Linked DNA regions of Homo sapiens: region 1 is linked to region 2. Evidence: chromatin contacts called from ENCODE Hi-C or POLR2A ChIA-PET data. All regions are on one chromosome and are shown on one strand. The core of a region is the stretch at or near the end of the contact, and the rest is flanking DNA. Distances in the headings are between cores, read along the strand shown. Region 1 overlaps DERA (deoxyribose-phosphate aldolase). Region 2 overlaps DERA (deoxyribose-phosphate aldolase).

The links. A loop is a pair of places that touch in the nucleus more often than their neighbours do. ChIA-PET counts read pairs that join two places held with the same protein, here RNA polymerase II (POLR2A). Pooled maps may share reads with other maps.
Region 1: a map of G401 shows a loop between it and region 2 (6-fold over the local background). The contact joins two enhancer-like sites. A Hi-C loop is called at or near these places in 5 of 168 maps with a recorded cell type or tissue (Caco-2, G401, IMR-90 and 2 more) and 2 of 50 pooled maps. POLR2A ChIA-PET finds 5 or more read pairs at or near these places in 4 of 52 experiments (GM10248, IMR-90, MCF 10A and 1 more).

The regions. Positions count from the first base shown.
Region 1 is chr12:15,976,569-15,981,614 of GRCh38, reverse strand. All of the region lies in intron 5 of DERA (deoxyribose-phosphate aldolase), which reads right to left. Among named protein-coding and RNA genes, the nearest start is that of DERA, 68 kb to the right of the region's middle. Within about 2 kb of position 2,290, at least 8 of the 41 ENCODE cell types and tissues checked have a DNase peak (open chromatin) inside an H3K27ac peak, as active enhancers do.
Region 2 is chr12:15,929,026-15,934,069 of GRCh38, reverse strand. All of the region lies in intron 1 of DERA (deoxyribose-phosphate aldolase), which reads right to left. Among named protein-coding and RNA genes, the nearest start is that of DERA, 20 kb to the right of the region's middle. Within about 2 kb of position 2,094, at least 2 of the 41 ENCODE cell types and tissues checked have a DNase peak (open chromatin) inside an H3K27ac peak, as active enhancers do.

The sequences.
Region 1 (5,046 bases), core at 1,041-3,540, 47 kb before region 2:
ATTTCATATTCAAGGTAACATTTTACATGAAAGGTAGCAGGATTTTAGTAAGCAAATTAGACCAAAATCATGTGTATTAAATCTTTAAAAAATTATTTAAGTCTTTTGTCAATGATACTAGTGAATTTTGGCTTTTTCAGGCCGGCCACTATCATTTCTTGAACTCAGGCTACTGCCATGGTAACAAGACCAAGGCTTTTTCTTTCCTTTGTATTTGAGTATCTTTCATAGGAAGTAGGTTTTTTTGTTTTTTGTTTTTTGGTTTTTGAGATGGAGTCTTGCTCTGTCACCCAGGCTGGAGTGCAGTGGCGTGATCTCAGCTCACTGCAACCTCCGCCTCTGGGGTTCACGCCATTCTCCTGCCTCAGCCTCCCGAGTAGCTGGGACTACAGGCGCCTGCCACCACGCCTGGGTAACTTTTTGTAGTTTTAGTAGAGACGGGGTTTCACCGTGTTAACCAGGATGGTCTCGATCTCCTGATCTGGTAATCCGCCTGCCTCAGCGTCCCAAAGTGCTGGGATTACAGGTGTGAGCCACGGTGCCCGGCCCATAGGAAGTAGTTTTATAAACATACAGAGTAAACCAAGCAGGAGGGAAACATTCATAATAAGGGTTGGGGTAAGCATTTCTTAAAGCTAAAATGAGAGTTCTATAATTCACAGGCTTAGTAAAGTACATTTAGAAAAATGAAAAATTAGTCTCAGTTAAAACCACAAGTTATAACAGCCAAATAAAGCTTGCCTTCTCAATCACAGAAAACATGAACTTGAAGCTCAGAAGTGAAAAATGAAGAGAAATGAAAGCAAATATTCTATTCCAAGATGCTCAGTAAGTTTAGAAAGTTTGTTACCACTGAGAGATGGTACCCACAGAAGGTTCAATAAAGAACAGACTATTTTCACAGATCCTTAATAACGTGCAGTTCTGAGTACTAGGGATGATCTGAGATGCCACACCACCTACCTTACCCTGCCCATCTACCTAACCTGGGAGAAAATCATCCTACTTATGCCTCCAATATGACAACCTGTGTAAGAATGTTAAAAATAGTAATAGACTATGGAGCGAAAAAAAAAATTATATTCTTTTAATTCAGAGAATGAATTGGATGGAATGACATTTCTTAAGTTATTGAATCTAAAAAAAGAAACTTGTTTTCTAAGAACAAGTGACAAGGAAAATCTTCTGATCTAAAAATCCAAGAACGCTAATCCAAGTTAACTTGTGATTTAATTAATGATTTTCTTCCACAAAATAGTGTTGTCATTAAAAGCAGGCTTTAGAGTAGGACAAATGCAGATTTAAAACCCAACTCCATCATTTCCTGTGGGACCTTAGGCAAGTTATTTCTGTCAGCATCAGCTCCATCCTTAAAGTGTCAATAATATTTACTTTACAGGGTTACCAGGAATGAGAGAGAGATATACAAAGTACTTTGCATACTGCCTGACATGTTATAAGCACTCAAAAAGTTTAATTATTAAGTTCAGAATTCTAGTAAAATGAATTTCCACTAAGTGTTGTGTTATAAAAGTCAAATCTTATTTCATGGCCTGACCCAGTTCCAGTAACCAAAGTTCTGTTGGATTACTGCTTACAATCAGTGAGCCATCAGACAAGGCTGGAAAGTATTTTATTACAGCAGTTGTTAAAGTGAACTTTGGCCTGTAAAACAAATTCTTAAAACACTGATCACGACCATATTTGTGAACAAAAAAACACCATCCTTTTTCTAGAGTACTACCTTCTGATGCCAAGTGAATTTCTTGAAGTATAGTTAAAATTAACCACGAAAACCAGAGGTATTTTATGATTCAGTCATTTGGAAGTTATACTCTTTAATCCATGATCCAAACAGAATGAACTGCAAGTGGTCACTTAGAGCATAACTGGATTTACAAATATGCAACCAATGTCTTCTCATTCTTTAACTGCCAATTTCTAAAATCATTTTACTGGCCTATTTTACCACATAACAGGATCAAGTTTTTCTGAGAAAATATCTTAATCTTTAAGGTTCAACAGGTGGAAAGTTGTCATTTCTTTCTGTTACCATTCTGCCCAAAATATATCAGAACAATTAAATCAAAAGTTATACCAAATCTGGTCTTTTTAAAATGTGACCTGGGCTCTATCAAGTGATTGCTTCTACTCAGGCCTTTGAATCTTAAAGAGTGAGGCAAAGATGAAAGAATAGTTAGATATTTTCTTTATTATTGTGGCATCAGCAATAGCAGGAGATCCAAAAGTCCAGTGTCCCAGGGGCCAGCCACCAGCCAACAGTGTGGTACCTGTGCTGGCCAGTAGGAGCAGCACCAGCAGTGGCCCTGGGCCCAAGCTCTTCCTGTGGCACAATCTGACTGTGTTCTCTGCTCCTTATTCCCTCATGGTCCTGCTTTTTTTCCAAGCAAGGCTTCCTACTTATTCAGTGAGCTTCTTTATGTCTTCCTAATATAATAAATTCCCTTTCAGCTTCACTTAATCAGAATTGGTTTTCTTCAACTCATGAATATTTACTGAAGAAGTATAGTATTGTAGACAAAAATGTGGATTCTCCTGAGTATATGGATTCACACCCCAACTTTACTACTAGTTTATTGTTTGATTTGGGTAAGTTACTTAACTCTAAACCTGTCCCATGTTCCTCATTTACAAAATGGGAATGATAGAAGTATGCACACCTCACGGAGTTATTTTCAAACAGGTTAACACACACGAATAGATAAGGACAATATCCAGCACATTGTTCATGCTCAAGGAATGTCAGTTCCTGTTTTCAAAGTTGTTGGTGGCAGCAGTGATGGTGTTCCTGTTATTATTCAGTGCTTATCAGGCTCAGATTACAGAGGGACTTACAAAAGCAGAGGACACCATGATCTATGTTCCTTGAAGAACATAAAATAAAACCTCTTTGGGCCCCTAAAAAAACAGTCTGGGGGAAACGGCTTACTATATATCACAAACAAGTTTGTTTTTAAGCTAAGAACCCATGCTACTTTGAATAGCACAGACTCTTGAGATAAGACATTTTTGCTACTTGCTAGTTGTGTAAACATTTAGGAATTATTCGATTTCTCTAAGCCTAATTACTTAGGGAGGCTCAGTTTGCTCACATATTTTTGTGATGATTAAATAATATATGTTGCTAGAATAGAACCAGGCATTTAGTAGGCAGTTAATCATTCAATACTAGCTTCCCATATTTTCCCTTATACACTTCCAGAAACCCAAAAATAACTTTAACGAACAAAAAATAGCAAGCACTGTCCTAATACTTATGAAAGCACAACTAGAATTTGCCAGTCTTACATATAAGAAAAAATAGACCACTTCACTCCAACACAAGCCATAGAAACCACAAAGAAGCATTATTAGTGTTTAGGTCGTTTTGAGGACTTTGACAGTACCATGATAGACACCTCAGAAACTAGATGAATGACATATGCTAATCAAAGTGGCTTGATGGCTGAAATGTAACCCAGTCAATCTCAAATTATGTCCTTTAACAAACTCAGCTGACACTTTCCTTTCAATACAAATAAGCCAAACAATGGAAAAACGAATGAGCAGGTTTTCCCCTATGTTGGTAGGAAAGGACAATGGTGGGGTATGGAGTTATTATAACTGCTGCTAGACCACATACACAGAGGAAATTACAAGTGAAGCAATAAGTTCAACAGATGCCCTTTCCAAAAAATTTTTCATGAGGAATAATTACTCTAAAGGATGAGAAATCCCCTACGTTTTCAAAGCCTCTTCCCTCAAAAATGCTCAGTGTTCTCCACACGCTATTTAACCATCCATCGTGAGACAATTTGCAGTTACCTCCACACTTCCCATGTGAAGCATGAGATGTAGGCTGGGTGCAGTGGCTCACGCCTATAATCCCAGCACTTTGGGAGGCTAAGGCAGGTGGATCACCTGAGGTCAGGAGTTCGAGACAAGTCTGGCCAACATGGTGAAACCCCGTCTCTACTAAAAAAATGCAAAAAATTAACCAGGCATGGTGGCAAATGCCTGTAATCCCAGCTACTCTCTGGAGGCTGAGGCAGGAGAATCACTTGAACCTGGGAGGCGAAGGTTGCAGTGAGCTGAGATTGCGCCATTGCACTCCAGCCTAGGCAATAAGAGCAAAATTCCATCTCAAAAAAGAAAGAAAGAAAAGTGAGATGTGGAGAGATAAATGACTTGCTCCAAATCTTACTGTGGGTCAGTTATAGAACAGAGAGGAGGAGTCATGTCTTCATACGTGGAATAAAACTGTATTTCCTCAAAATTTTCTGCCTCTATCCCAGCACACACACACATGCATGCACGTGTACACTCACTGCAGTTACAACATATTCCCAGGGAAATACATTGCAGTGCTTCGAGCAACAGATTCGTCAAAACTCAGAACGTAGAAGGATGTCAACTCCCTTCTAGTTCAAACTACTCACTTGACAGATGGGCATTAGAATCCTAGGACCTGGTTTTCATTCTTCTAGGGGAAAAAAGCTGCATAAAATGAAAAGTTCCAAGGTAATGCAGAAACATAAGATACTAAATTTTGTATAATACACTAAAAATGATCTCTAAATTGCTCTTTGTTCCAAGGTAATTCAGAAATATAAGATACTAAATTTTGTATAATACACTAAAAATGATCTCTAAATTGCTCTTTTAGCCCCCTGGATGGGAAGAAAACCAGGGTATGGTGCTACAGTAGAGTTCATATATTTGAATCAGGACTTCTCAGCCCTTGCTTGGCCGCTGATTAGTGGTGTTACTTGGGAAAGTTACTGAACCTCTCCAAGCTTCATTTTTCTCCTCAAGATTAGATAGGAGAGCTTTATTTTTACAGCTCAAACCCTTCTCAAATTCTGCCAATAAATATAAAAGTATTAAAACGGTTAGGAAGGTAATCAATCATTTTTCCTTCAGATCCACCTTTGATAATAAGCACACGTAAAATGATGGTAAACGTTGACTTACTCTAAAAGTTTAAGCTGTTATAATTAAGATGAAAGAGCCTCTTGTTGATTTAGAAAGATGATTCTGAACTCT
Region 2 (5,044 bases), core at 845-3,344:
CCAGGCACTTTATTAGCTGTTTTACAGTGCTTTATCCTAGTACAACCAACTTGATGTTGGAGGCCTTCTCTGAGTAACTTAACCACAGAATTAGAAGGCAATCACTGACAAAAAGGAAAGAACCAGCTTACGTGGCCTGACAGTCATCATTTAATTGATCTGAGCAGCAGTGCTAAATATAGGGCATAACAGTATAGAACAAAGCAGGAAACTGGATTCCAGCTCCAACTCTGTCACTATGAAAAGATGAGGCTGGTCGGAGAAGGTTTCAACAAGCCGACAGACCTGCCCTGATAGATTAGTAGAAATTAACTGAGAATCAAGGAGAAGACAGACATTTCAAACACTGAGTATAAAATGAAGACCAATTTGGGAATGGTGACAGCCTGTTTCCAAAACAGTAACAACGGTAAAAGTTACATGTGGGAGTAAAAATATGGTTGCATGGGTATACCGATATGAAGTCACAGAGAATCCTGAAATTCAAACTCTAGACTTGAAATACCAGTGGATCACAGTCATCGATTTGATCAGATTGGTGTATAAGATAGACTGGAAAAAGGGAGAAACTATAGCCAAGTTTCTGCCAATTTGGTATAACAAACATTTACTTATTTTAAAATCTAGGAGGAAAAAATTAATTTAATAAAATAGGAAATGGGAAAAATAACAAAATCAGAGGATCAGTGTGGAAAGTCCAATATCTAAGGAGTAGGAATTCCAGAAACAGATAATTTAAAAAAATGACAGGATGTGGAGAAAAGGGAACCTATGTTCACTGTGGCTGGAAATGTAAGTTAGTATAGCCATTATGAAGAATGGTATATAGAGGTTCCTCAAAAAATTAAAAACAGAACTACCATATGATCCGGCAATCCCACTACCGGGTATATATCCAAAGGAAGTGAAGTCAGTATGTTGAAGAAACATCTGCTCTACCACGTTCACTGCAGCACTATTCACCATAGCCAAGATAAGGAATCAACCTCAGTGTCTGTCAATGAAGAATGGATAAAGAAAATGTAGTAAACCTAAATAACAGAATACTATTCAGCCTTGAAAAAGAAGGAAATCCTGTCACTTACAACAATACAGATAATCCTGGAGGGTATTACATTAAGTGAAATACCACATAAAGGGTTCACTTAATATGTGGACTCTAAAAAAGCTGAATTCATAGAAACAGAGTAGAATGGTGTTACCAGAGGCTGGAGAGAGACGACTGGGGAGATGTTGGTCAAAGGGTACAAAAATTTCGGTTAGAAGATCTATTGAGTTCAAGAGATCTACTGTACAATATGTTAACTACAGTTAATAACAATGCATTGTATTCCTGAAAATCGTTAACAATAGACTTTAAATGTTCTCACCACATATTACACCTCAGTGAAATTTCTTTTTTAAATTATAGTGAAACTTTTTTTTTTTTAAACAGGTTCTCACTGTTACTCAGGCTGAAGTGTAATGGCACAATCATTGCTCACTGCAACCTCCACTCCTCCCAGGCTCAAGCAATCCTCCCACCTCAAGTAGCTGGGACTACAGGCATGCACCACCACACCCAGCTAATTTTTGTATTTTTTATGGAGATGGGGTTTTGTCATGTTGTGCAGACTAGTCTCAAACTCCTGGACTCAAGTGATCTTCCCTCCTCGACCTCCCAAAGTGCTGGGAGACAGGAATGAGCCACCATGTCCAGCCAACAAATTATAGTGAAACTTTAAGGTAAAGTATCATATGGGTTCATACATTCTTGTCAAATATGGAAAACACACACACATATTTACACACCTAAAGTTGTGAGTTAATCCTTGAACTAACAATGCTTTGGAAAGCTGTCATCTAAAAATCAGTTCTCTTTCATGCTTTTCAGTCAAATTAACATCTTGGATAAATTTGGTAACAGACAAAAGTTTTCATATCACAAGATGGTTATTGTCAATATCTTGGTTACATTATTATATGCTCTTAGTCCATTTTGTGTTGCAATAAAAGAATAACTGAGACTGGGTAATTTACAAAGAAAAGGGGTTTATTTGGCTTACAGTTCTGTAGGCTGCAAAGTTCAAGAGTGTGGTGCTGGCTTTTGGTAAGGGCTTTTCTGCTGAGTCATAACATGGCAAAAGGTCAAAGGGGAAGCGGACACGTGAAAGGTAGCAGGTATGTGCAAAAAAACTCACAAGATCTTCCTCAAGAGACGAAGCAACAGAAGAAAAAACAAGGAAGCCAGATTATTTTTAACAACCCACTCTCATGAGAATTAATCTATTCCCAAGAGAGCAAGAACTCACTCACCCACTCCCTCCCCAGAGAGAGCATAAATCTGTTCACATAAATCCACCTACATGACCCAAAGACCTCTCACTAGGCCCCATCTCCCAACACTGCCACACTGAGGATCAAATTTGAACATCAGCTTTAGTGTAGACAAACCACATCCAAACCATAGCATGCTCTCATGAAGATAACTCCATAAAAGACTTAATAAAGCACATTTAGATTTCCAAACATGTAGTTTTTCAACTTAATGTACTCTGGGAAAACTTCTGATGACAGTTTTGTCAAGCACCTAAATGTGCCTAACTTACAGAGAGAATCATTACACCTTAGAGAAATTCATCAAGAAGCTGGATAACTTTGGCCCCCTGTTGGGTAAAGAGTCAACTCTCAGTGCTTTGAAAAGATTTAATCAATTATTCTAGGAACCAAGCGCTTCAGAGAAAATCCACTTAACTCTTTCCTCTCAATGAAAACTACTAGATGAAGAACTTTCCAAAATTAAAATTTTAGAATGTCCAATAATGCTCTGTTACTTATTGAATTTATACTATCGGTCAACTGAAAATGTTATTCCTAAAGCTGCTATTTATGCTGGATGTTGTGCTAGTCACGCAAGTTAGAGTGACTGCAAGAATACTTGCATGCTAAAACAGATCCGCAAACAATAAATCCTGTGAAAATATCCTAAATATTATTTATATCTCCATAATAGAAAACACTTAAAACAATTTGAAAACTATTTCATTTAAATTTAAATAAGTATATTAAGCTCTCAAAAAAAGAAGAAACAATTAATGGAACTTGAAGATTATACAATATCTGTACCTATTTTTCCTGAAACTTACTGCCCTATTACCACAGCTCAGTACTCAATGTCCTACTCTTACCACAAACTACCCCACTTAAGTCTCATTTCAGGAAAAAATCTATTTTTGGTCATTTATACTTTACCATGAATTTAAGGTAATACAAGACCTCTCCCAGGAACATTTACTTTTCATACAAACTATGAAAAGCATATCTTATGAGGGGTGTTAACAACTTCATTTCCTGAAGTTTGTGAGTTCATACTATTCCTGATGCCTAATTTTTTAAGCAAATATTTTTTAAATGACCTACTGAGAATTATAACAGTAATTTTGCTATTAAAACTTATATATTTAAATTCTGAAACCAATGTCTATTTTGGCAACGACAAAAAAGTGTTACTGTTCTTAAGTAATAGTGTATGAACACTTGTCTATGATTATTTATCTAAAATAGTCATAGGATGGTACCAATGAGACTTATCAAATAAACACCTACTCTGTTATTTGGCTATTGATTAATTTTAAAGATGCTGATCAAAAAAGAATCTGAAAAATAAAAGAACTTGGGATGGATAAATTCCCTCAGGAAGAAAAAACAATTGATAACTACCCTTTAATCACATTTCCATATGAAAGAAAATCAGCATAAAGGTATTGAATACGTGTCTAGTTTCAACTTCCATTATATCCTAGCACACATTGAGGCTCCAACTGCCTACACTCTTTGAATTTTTTTCCCTCACAACCTCATGTTATATTCCAGTCAGCAAATACCCCTGTTCACAATTATTCTTTAGCTTTAAGGTCAGAATTTTCCAACATTCCTAATATATTTTGAGTAAAGGGAAGGGTCTGTAATTCTTATTGTGGCTCACTATATTCTAGGCACCACGCCAACTGCTCTACAAATAATACCTCATTTAATCTTCACAGTTACTCTATGACCTAGCTTTTATTCACTATTTTTTACTTACAAAACTCAAAAATTATAGGTAGAAGAACCAGGATTTGAATGCCCGTCAGTCTCACTGAAAGTCCAATCTCTTTTCAAAAAAGCTACAGGTAATTAAATACTAACATCCCAACATATATATTTATTTGTGAAAATTTTAATCAGGATGGGCTCAAACTCTATAACCAAATTCTCTAACTGGGATACAGGGTCATCCTTCGAAACTGAAGTGAGCTAAGTTTTCAAAGAAAAATTTAAAAAAGAAAGATTTGTTGTGTAGCTACTGTATATGTACATACTGTATATGTACCTTTGCACTACCTTTGACTTGCAGAAAAAAATCAAATACTCTCCAGATCCCTACTTAACAGTCTCAAGATCTCTGGTAATGCCTTTTTCTGTGCTTAAATATATATTTAAACATGCACACACAGACACACACACAGAAGAAGCTTGGAATGTAGGTGTACCCCTTAAACAGCAGGCATCTAACATGTGCTAAAATACTGTGACTATAAGCAGACAGGGCTTGAGCTGATATTGTCTCCCAAAACAAACAAACAAACAAGCCTCCGCTACATTATGGAGCACAGTGATTGCCAACACTGTCTGGGAGTATCTGTTCAAAACCGAATTAGAGGGGAAATCACCACCTGCTGGGTGCTGATTCAAAACACTGCTTCCCACGGCACCTGCTCTCTTTCTGCAATTTCTCCTCTGGAAGAAGTGACACAGGTTTTGACAAGGCGGCTGGTTTTCCCAGTGCTTTCAAATGCTCTGACAAGTCATCAAAAACTTTAAAGTACCCCATTCCACCTTTAAAAAGGGAGTCCTTAGATGTACCCACTCAGAAGTTAGTGTGGGTTAGCTCTGCGATCACTGTGGCCTGGATGCTGGTTGCTGGGAGACATTCTCCCTAGTGGGGCTCCACAGGGACACAAGCTTCCCGCCTCTGCTCCCCTGACCCAGCTGAACCCGAAGCCCTGGTGGAAGAAGTCACGTG